2 separate regions of the Homo sapiens genome follow, and region 2 is linked to region 1. A link is a loop called in an ENCODE intact Hi-C map of the cell type or tissue named here. Cell type or tissue: adrenal gland. All regions are shown on one strand.

Region 1 (4,000 bases):
CCCTTGGGGAAGAGAGCTTTCCCTGACTTCCTGACGAGAAGGCTGATAACGAGGGGGCACCCAGCAGCTGCTTTCTGGAGTGACCTGGCATCCCAGGGTCCCGTCTGCACTACAGCCTGGATCTAGCCTTGGGGCTTGGAGGCAGGCAGGGTATGTTTATCCCACACAGTGAGCCCTAGCAAAGGTGATTAGGAGCACCAATCCCTTTCAGGGACGTCACACATGGCATCACCGCAGCCCTGCTGAGGGAGTTCTCAGAGCAGTTCACACTTCACTTCCCAAAACCAGAATCAGGCACAGTGGACAGGAAGATGCGCAGGGCTGTGCACTAGGGACCTTTAGCCTGGGGGGACTTGCAGCATCATCAACACCATTTCTTCTCCATGCAATCCACCTCCTTCTCTCCCAGGAGAAAACAGCCTCTCACCACACATTACACTGGGGCTTCTGAGGCACCCAGAGCCTGGGAGGTGGGGGATGCTCAGCAGGACCCCCAAGTGCTTCCCAGGGCCACAGCCCCAGGTGAAGGGGAGATGCTTAGTCTGGAGCAGGTCTGCCTGCCCACTGCCGAGGGCTCCCTCGCAGACCTGGGCCTCCTTCAGGGCACTGTCCTTACCGTAGCAGAGGTGCAGCCCCACCTCTAGTCCCCCACAGGGACGAAGGCAAACACCCCAGCCCTTTACTACTTCTTTCCCATCTCCCGTCTCACACCAGTGGGTACCTGAGACCAGCCAGGTACCACAGCACTAAGCACCAGGCAAGAGGAAAGTGGTGAAAACCACCTCTCCCAGCCCCTCCCTGTAATTTGCTAAATTGCTGACATACAGAAATGTTCCAGACTTTCCGTAATTCTCCAGAGAAGGCTTTATAAGAGCGCGGAGACTCAGGGGATTAGGTGGTTTTTATCTCAAATCACGCAGGAAGTTACCAACAGAATTAAGGACTAGAACCCAGATGTCCTGACTTCCCCTCCAGCAGTTTTGTCTTTCGTGAGTGAGGTCTTGTTTCTTCTGCCTGGCCTCCCATGCACTTACCTGTATGAACGGATTGGCCTTTACCAGAACGTGCTCTAATGTAAAAAGGCAAGAGGTGAGGGAAGGCGGTGGGACCGTGCAGTGATGTGCTTGAGAAAGAGGCTGATGTGTGGGATGGCAGCTTCAGTCACCACGTGCACACACACGTGGGGAAGGGGAGGACTGGGGTGGGGTGCCACCCTGTGGTGTGCAGCTGTCCAGACAGGAGCAGGGGTGCCTGGTCCACTCCCATCAGTTCCCCCCAGCAGGAAGCCGACATGCACAGTGAGGGATTGTACATGAAGCAACACCGCATGGATCTATTCTGTAGGGCACCGACACCAGACCACACACAGAGGACCAGCAGGAGAGCCACCATCCCCCAGGACTATCCCCAAGGGGAGGCGCAGCCATTGGCCATCCCTTCCTGGGAGAGGCCTGCGGTTCTGTGAAGGGGTAGTTCCAGGCAGGCTGGAAGGACCAGCCACTGGGCTTGCAAGGAGCCTTCTAGAGCCAGGTTGGGCTTTCCCGACAGGCTCTGTCCTCCTCTTTCTTGCATCGAAGGTGGATGGGGTATTAGGCCCTCCCTCTGAGGTTCGTGGATCCCCATGAGAACTTAACAAAAGGCTCAGAAGGGAGCAGCAGCAGGAAATCTGTGCGTGAGGCCTTGGGTCTGTGTTCGTTTGAGTCACCATCTGGTTTCTTTCCGGTACCGGGCACAAGCCAGTCTTCCCATCTGCTGGAGTGGCTGGCTCTCCGGAAAGGGTCTCAAATGTGGGCTCACTTCTTCCCCCAAAGAGATCATCAGGTCCAAACAGGTTTTATTCCCCCCAACCCAGTGACATTCAGGTGTTGGCTGGAGGCGGCTCTGATGCACAAGTAATTACATTTGCACAGACACAGATGACACAGACAGTGGATGGAGTCGCTCTGGTGCTCACAGAGGAGCCCGCACACCAGGACACCGCCACATGCAGACACACAGGGACGCATGGCAGAAGCAGGCGGGGGCAGGGTGCAGGGCCCTAGCCCGTGTCCGCAGTCTGTGCCGGCCCCCCAGAGTTCGCTCTCCTTCCGGCAGGGGCTGTTGCTGGGAAAAAGGGGCTGGGACACAGTCCACCACAGACAGGGAGGCGACCCCACATGCGATGACGGGAGCTTCGGAGGGAACTTCTGGGAGAGACCCTTCAGCAGGAGCCCAGCAGTGCCCTCTGCTGGGCATGGTGGGCTGGTGCAGCTAGGAAAGGGAGGCCTCTGGCCAGGCTGGAGGCCACAGAGGAGTGTGTGCGTGTGTGTGTGTGTGTGCGCGCGCGCGCGCGGGTGGTGGATGGGGGTGGGTGGGGAGGGCATCTGTCTCTCTCAGAGGGTGAGAAGGGCTGAAAAAGGGAGGCCTCACTATCTGTATATGTTTCTGGGTGTGACTGGTGTACCAGAAACTTCCATGTGGAATGCCAGTCTTCCTAACCTCACCCCCAGGTTCAGGCGGGCTCACGGGACACCTGGAGAGGTGGGCTGCAGGAAGGATCTGTGGCTCCCTTGGCCCCCAGTGCAGCCTGCCACAGCGGGGACATGCAGGGGGAAGCCGTGCAAGCCGTGTGCTGAATTCTTGCTTTCTTCTCGGTCAGCTGCTCCCCAGAGCAGCTCCCTAAGCCTGGGTGACAGCCTCCCAGGCTCCCTGCACAGACCCCATGGAGTCCTAAGGGGCCTGCTCCAGGTAAGGTCCTGAGGCGCATGCCCTAGGCCTCTGGCAGCTGCTGTCTTGGGCTCTCCCTGTCCCTTGAGCCAGGCCTCTGGCTCATCCTCCTTTCCGACAAGTTGGGGGGCTGACCTCTGTTACTCAAAGCCCTGGGATTCTCCTCAATTTTGCAGGCTTCCTTCAAGTCTGTTCTTGCCCCAGAACCAGCTCCATATCCAGACTCACTGACCCACAGGCCTCAGGCCAGATCGGTGGAAAGAGGAGAGGGCTCTGCATAGGGGGAAAGAATCGCCTACAAGGATGGGCACCCCCACTTCACCACTGAAGATGCCTGTGGTGGGGCAGGTGGGATGGGACAGCTGAGTGATTGGGGTGTGTGTGTGTGTGAGTGTGTGTGTGTGTGGGGGTGTGGTGTGTGCACATGTATGTGTGTGTGTGTGTGGAGGTTGCGGTGTGTGCATGTGTGTGTGTGTGGGGGTGTGGTGTGTATGAGTGTGTATGTGTGTGGGTGTGAGTGTGTGGATGTGTGTGTATGGGGTGTGGTGTGTGCATGTGGATGGGTGTGGTGTGTGCATATTTGTGTGTGCATATGTGTGTATGTGGGTGTGTGGGTGTGCGTGAGGTGTGTATGGGGGGTGTGGTCTGTATGAGTATGCGTGTGTGGGTGTGTGTGGATGTGTGTATGGGGATGTGGTGTGGGTGCATGTGGGTGGGTGTGGTGTGTTTGTGTGTATGTGTATGTGTGTGTGTATGTGTATGTGGGTGTGTGGTTGTGCGTGAGGTGTCTGTATATATGGGGGTGTGTGGTGTGTGTGCATGTGGGTGTGTATTTGTGTGTGCATGCATGTGTGTGTGGGCATGTGCCTGTGTGTAGGTGTGGGTGCAGGGGGTGAGTACTGCCTAGAGGAAGGAGTTGGAAAATGGGGAAAAGGACGGTGTACAGAAATGCACTAATCATCTCTGGCTAGTGTTTCCCCTCATGTAAATGGTGATATATTTATACAATAAAATTTATTACATTAGGTAAAACAAAACTAATAACGTCATGTCACTGGGCTGGCCTGTTTCCTCTGCGCTGTGGGGAGGAGTGGAGGAGGCTAGTACTCTCATGAAGAACACCTCAGTGAGGACGTAGCCTGCTCTGCTGGGAGGTGGCTGCAGGGATGTGGGGAGGATGGAGGGCGGGGCTGCGCCAGCTCATCTCGCCTCCACCTGGGCTGAGCCTAGTAGGGGTGAGAGGGCTCTGGCTGCAGTGACTCCCAGGAACTAGACAAACGAGACCAGAGACTGA
Region 2 (4,000 bases), 420 kb before region 1:
AGTTTCTATCACAAAGGTATGTCATCAAAAAGAATGAAGGGTGATGTAATGTTGAAGCTAGTATCCATGTACCTTCCTGACAGATGTCAAATATTACAGTGCTTCCCTTTAAAATCAAAATATTTAGGCTGGGCACGGTGGCTTATGCCTATAATCACAACACTTTGGGAGGCTGAAGTGGGTGGATCACCGGAGGTCAGGAGTTCGAGACCAGCCTGACCAACAAGGTGAAACCCCGTCTCCACTAAAAATACAAAAATTAGCCGGGCGTGGTGGCAGGCCCCTGTAGTCCCAGCTACTCAGGAGGCTGAGACAGGAGAATTGCTTGAACCTGGGAGACGGAGGTTGCAGTGAGCCGAGATTACGTCACTGCACTCCAGCCTGGGTGACACAGCAAGACTCCATCTCAATAAATATATAAATAAAATCAAAACATTCCATGGCATGCTGAGATCCTTACAGTGCACCAGTGTGCCTTGGCACACAGTTTGGGAATCATGGCTGTGGCCATTTGGAAAGTGATTCTCATTTATCCCTTGAATGAATATTCAAGATAATTATTTTGTTCCAAAATGGTACTTCTGTAAGGTCCAGTATAATCTCACCCCGCCCATGCTGAAGAGCTCTCTAAAACAGGCATCGAGTCCCACAGGCCTGTCCAGATTCTGACTTGTTCCCACAGAGGATATCTTGGGTACATCTAAAACTACCTCGGAAGGTGAGCAGTTTCCATTTTTATTTTAAATTTTAAATTTTATTCATTTATTATTTTTTGAGACAGAGTCTCACTCTGTCGCCCAGGCTGGAGTGCAGTGATCTTGGCTCACTGCAACCTCCACCTCAGCCTCCTGAGTAGCTGAGAATAGTTTCTTGAAAGTCACTAAGCTACAAACAACCATTACAGAAATCAAGATATGTTATTAGTTTGGGTCACCCAGGTATTATGTACAAAGAATTGGTACTAGAAATTTAGTCTTATTAAACATTATTAAATGTAATATATTCTACTTTCAAACAATATTTTTAAGCTAGAAAAATGGTCTCTTCTATTACAATAACTCTATTTAAAATTTCCTTTGCATTTAAATTTTTTCTTGCTTTTACACTTTTATAGAGTAAACTTAATTTTATTGCTGCTTATTTTGTTATTTTTCATCCATAAGGTAATTACGTTTTGGACTTCTGATTTGCTGAATGATAATACCAGTCCCCTAAAAACACATTTTTCTACCCATCCTCCAAAAACCATAGTGATCAACACGGAGATCAAATAAAAACTACCTATAAATCATGCCTAAAGCAAAACTAGAGAATACCACAAACTTCAATTTGCATGTTAGTGGGGAAATAAATATTCTAAACCAGCAGAGGCAGCTACAGAGGAAGGTGCAGCTAATTTTCACTGGTGTAGAACACAGACAACCTTACCCCCAGAAACAAGACAGATCATAAATGGTGAAATACCAAGAACAAATCTGAGATCTGGTGGATCAGAACACTGACAAATGAAGGAAAAGCAAGGGTCTTGGAAGCACATGAGACCAAAAATGGCAGTTGTAGAGGGCAAGGTTTCTGAGGGGAGAGGGAGGTAGTTGTGTTCCTTGGAGGCTTGGTAATAAAGGAAAAGAAAAAAGCAAACAGTGGAAATTAATATGTTTATACAAATGAGACAGTATTACAGAATCAGACATCATATAAACCCTCACTCCCAAAAAGGCTTGATCTAGTAAACTTTAGAAACTGCACTCACTGTGCCAACAGAAGAGGGTAGTATTGAGCTAAGGAACCTAGTGAGTAAGCCCTGCCTCCAGCTACCCTAAAGTAGAAACATCTGAAGACCAGAGCAATTCAAGGAATTTGAAAGTGAATACAGACAAATGGCAAATTATATTCACATAAAATTACTTTAAGAAGAAAATAGAAAGACACTATCATCTAAACTGTTCAGGCGATGAAAAAAAAAATACTCCCAAAAGACAGCCATGGGCCGGGCATGGTGGCTCACACGTGTAATCCCAACACTTTGGGAGGCCAAGGAAGTTGGATCACCTGAGGTCAGGAGTTCAAGACCAGCCTGGCCAACATGGTGAAACCCCATCTCTACTAAAAATACAAAAATTAGCCGGGCATGGTAGCACTGCCTGTAATCCCAGCTACTCAGGAGGTTGAGGCAGGAGAATTACTTGAACCCAGTAGGTGGAGGTTGCAGTGAGCCGAGATCATGCCATTGCACTCCAGCCTGGGTGACAAGAGCGAAACTCCATCTCAAAAAAAAAAAAACAAAAAACAAAAAAAAAAACACAGCCGTGAAACACAGGACAAATATTTGACACAACACCCCTGAAAAAAATTAAATATCAATTTTTAAAGGATTTGCAAAAATGGGGGGAAAAACTTTATTTTGAATCAGAAATGTAATAATTCAGAATAGTCCAAGATATCTAGATGTGAGAGTTGAACTCAGGCAAGAAAACACTAAATCATCTAAAAAGTGAAGAGTGAACTACAAGGTGACCAAAGGAAAACAGATTTGACTGAAAATAAAATAAGGGACTAGACACGGTGGCTCACACCTGTAATCCCAGCACTTTGGGAAGCCAAGGCAGGAGAATTGCTTGAGCCCAGGAGTTTGAGACCAGCCTGGGCAACATGGTGAAACCCTGTCTCTACAAAACATACAAAAATTAGGTGTGGTGGTGGCACGCCTATAGCCCCAGCTACTCGGAAGGCTGCAGTGAGAGGACTGCTTTAGCTCAGGAGGTCGAGGCTGCAGTGAGCCATGAGCATGCTACTGCACTCCAGCCTGGGCAACAGAGTGAGACTCTGTCTCAAAAAATAAAAGAGAGGAATAGAAACAATCAAGAAAGTGAACACACAGAAGTTAAAGAGAGAAAAAAGTGAAAATGCTAATATCATGACTTTATGTTTTAAGCATATCTTAAGGTATAAGTTTCATAAGCAACTAATATATGGAGAAGTGACATATAATTTAAAAATTGCCCCAGATGATCAGTTGGCCTTTAAAAAATTCTCTCGAAATATTTGCTTTATAAGTATAGTGAAAATCTAAGCAAGTTAAGAAGCACTACTATATTCTCCTAGACAGTGACACAGAAAGTGACACACATGGTTTCCCCTGAGCTTCACATGATGACACATGATGTCATAGAACTCTACACTCCTGGTCACTTGTTAGAGTATATAAAATAATCATATATCCCATCCCTAGCCACTGTGGGTTTAGCAGGGATAAGCACTTGACCTAAACTGGGTCAATAAGACCTTTTCTTGGGATTCTCTCTCCTGTCACAGAAACTCCATATAAATCTCCATGGTTGCCAGTGATCATGTTTCCTGTCATGGAGAAAACCAACCAGCAGTCAGACAGATGAGCTGACACATAGATGCCAAGAAGTGACCATGAGAAAGGGCTTGTAGGTTCCAGGTGCTGATCCTGGGGCCCAGGTGTATCTCCGCCCACCTGGAGGTTAGGTTGTTTAACTCATGATTCCATAAGCCAATATTCCCTTTTGTCAAGTTAGTTACAGTCTAAGTAGGCGTGGGTGTTTATCACTTCAACTAAATTAATTTTAATTTTACTATTTTGAAAAAACCTCTTGTTCTTGTCCTGATACTTCTTCAGGTGCGCTCTTTGCTGTTGGGGGCTCAGAAGTGACAGCATCTAACATCTGCTGGGTCTTCTCTTTGTCTGATCTTGCCTTTTGCTCTGCAGAGTCTAATGTAGTTTTCAAGTTTTCTGTTTTCACAACTGCCTTCTCTTTCATCGTTTCAACATTTGCCTTCTCTTTCATCCTTTCAACATTTGCTAAAGATTGCCTGAGCTCTTCAATTGTTTTGTCCTGTGACAGCATATAAGATGGGGGAAAGGAAGGAAATAACTAGGATTAGATCTCTTCTAAATAACAGTTATGATAACTCTTGCTTCTTTTCCTTTTCTTTCTTTTTTTATGAAGACAGAGATATATGGAAAAGAAAAACA

Evidence for each region. Peaks named below come from ENCODE experiments on the same cell type or tissue, not always from the same donor. Only the 100,000 strongest peaks of a DNase experiment are listed, where the experiment ranks them.
Region 2: it touches region 1 in a loop (4-fold over the local background); 16 of 110 quality-filtered maps call a loop at or near these places.

Annotation. Positions count from the first base shown.
Region 1 is chr14:64,762,725-64,766,724 of GRCh38, forward strand. The region is part of intron 32 of SPTB (spectrin beta, erythrocytic); the gene reads right to left. Among named protein-coding and RNA genes, the nearest start is that of MIR7855, 21 kb to the right of the region's middle. RefSeq lists an enhancer at 3,643-4,000. In adrenal gland, a CTCF peak has its summit at 2,180 (motif pointing left); DNase peaks (open chromatin) are centred at 37, 1,437 and 2,007; H3K4me3 peaks cover 381 bases; H3K27ac peaks cover 2,057 bases.
Region 2 is chr14:64,342,569-64,346,568 of GRCh38, forward strand. It overlaps the pseudogene TEX21P. Among named protein-coding and RNA genes, the nearest start is that of MTHFD1, 44 kb to the right of the region's middle. In adrenal gland, a CTCF peak has its summit at 1,768 (motif pointing right); no DNase peak of the experiment used is centred here.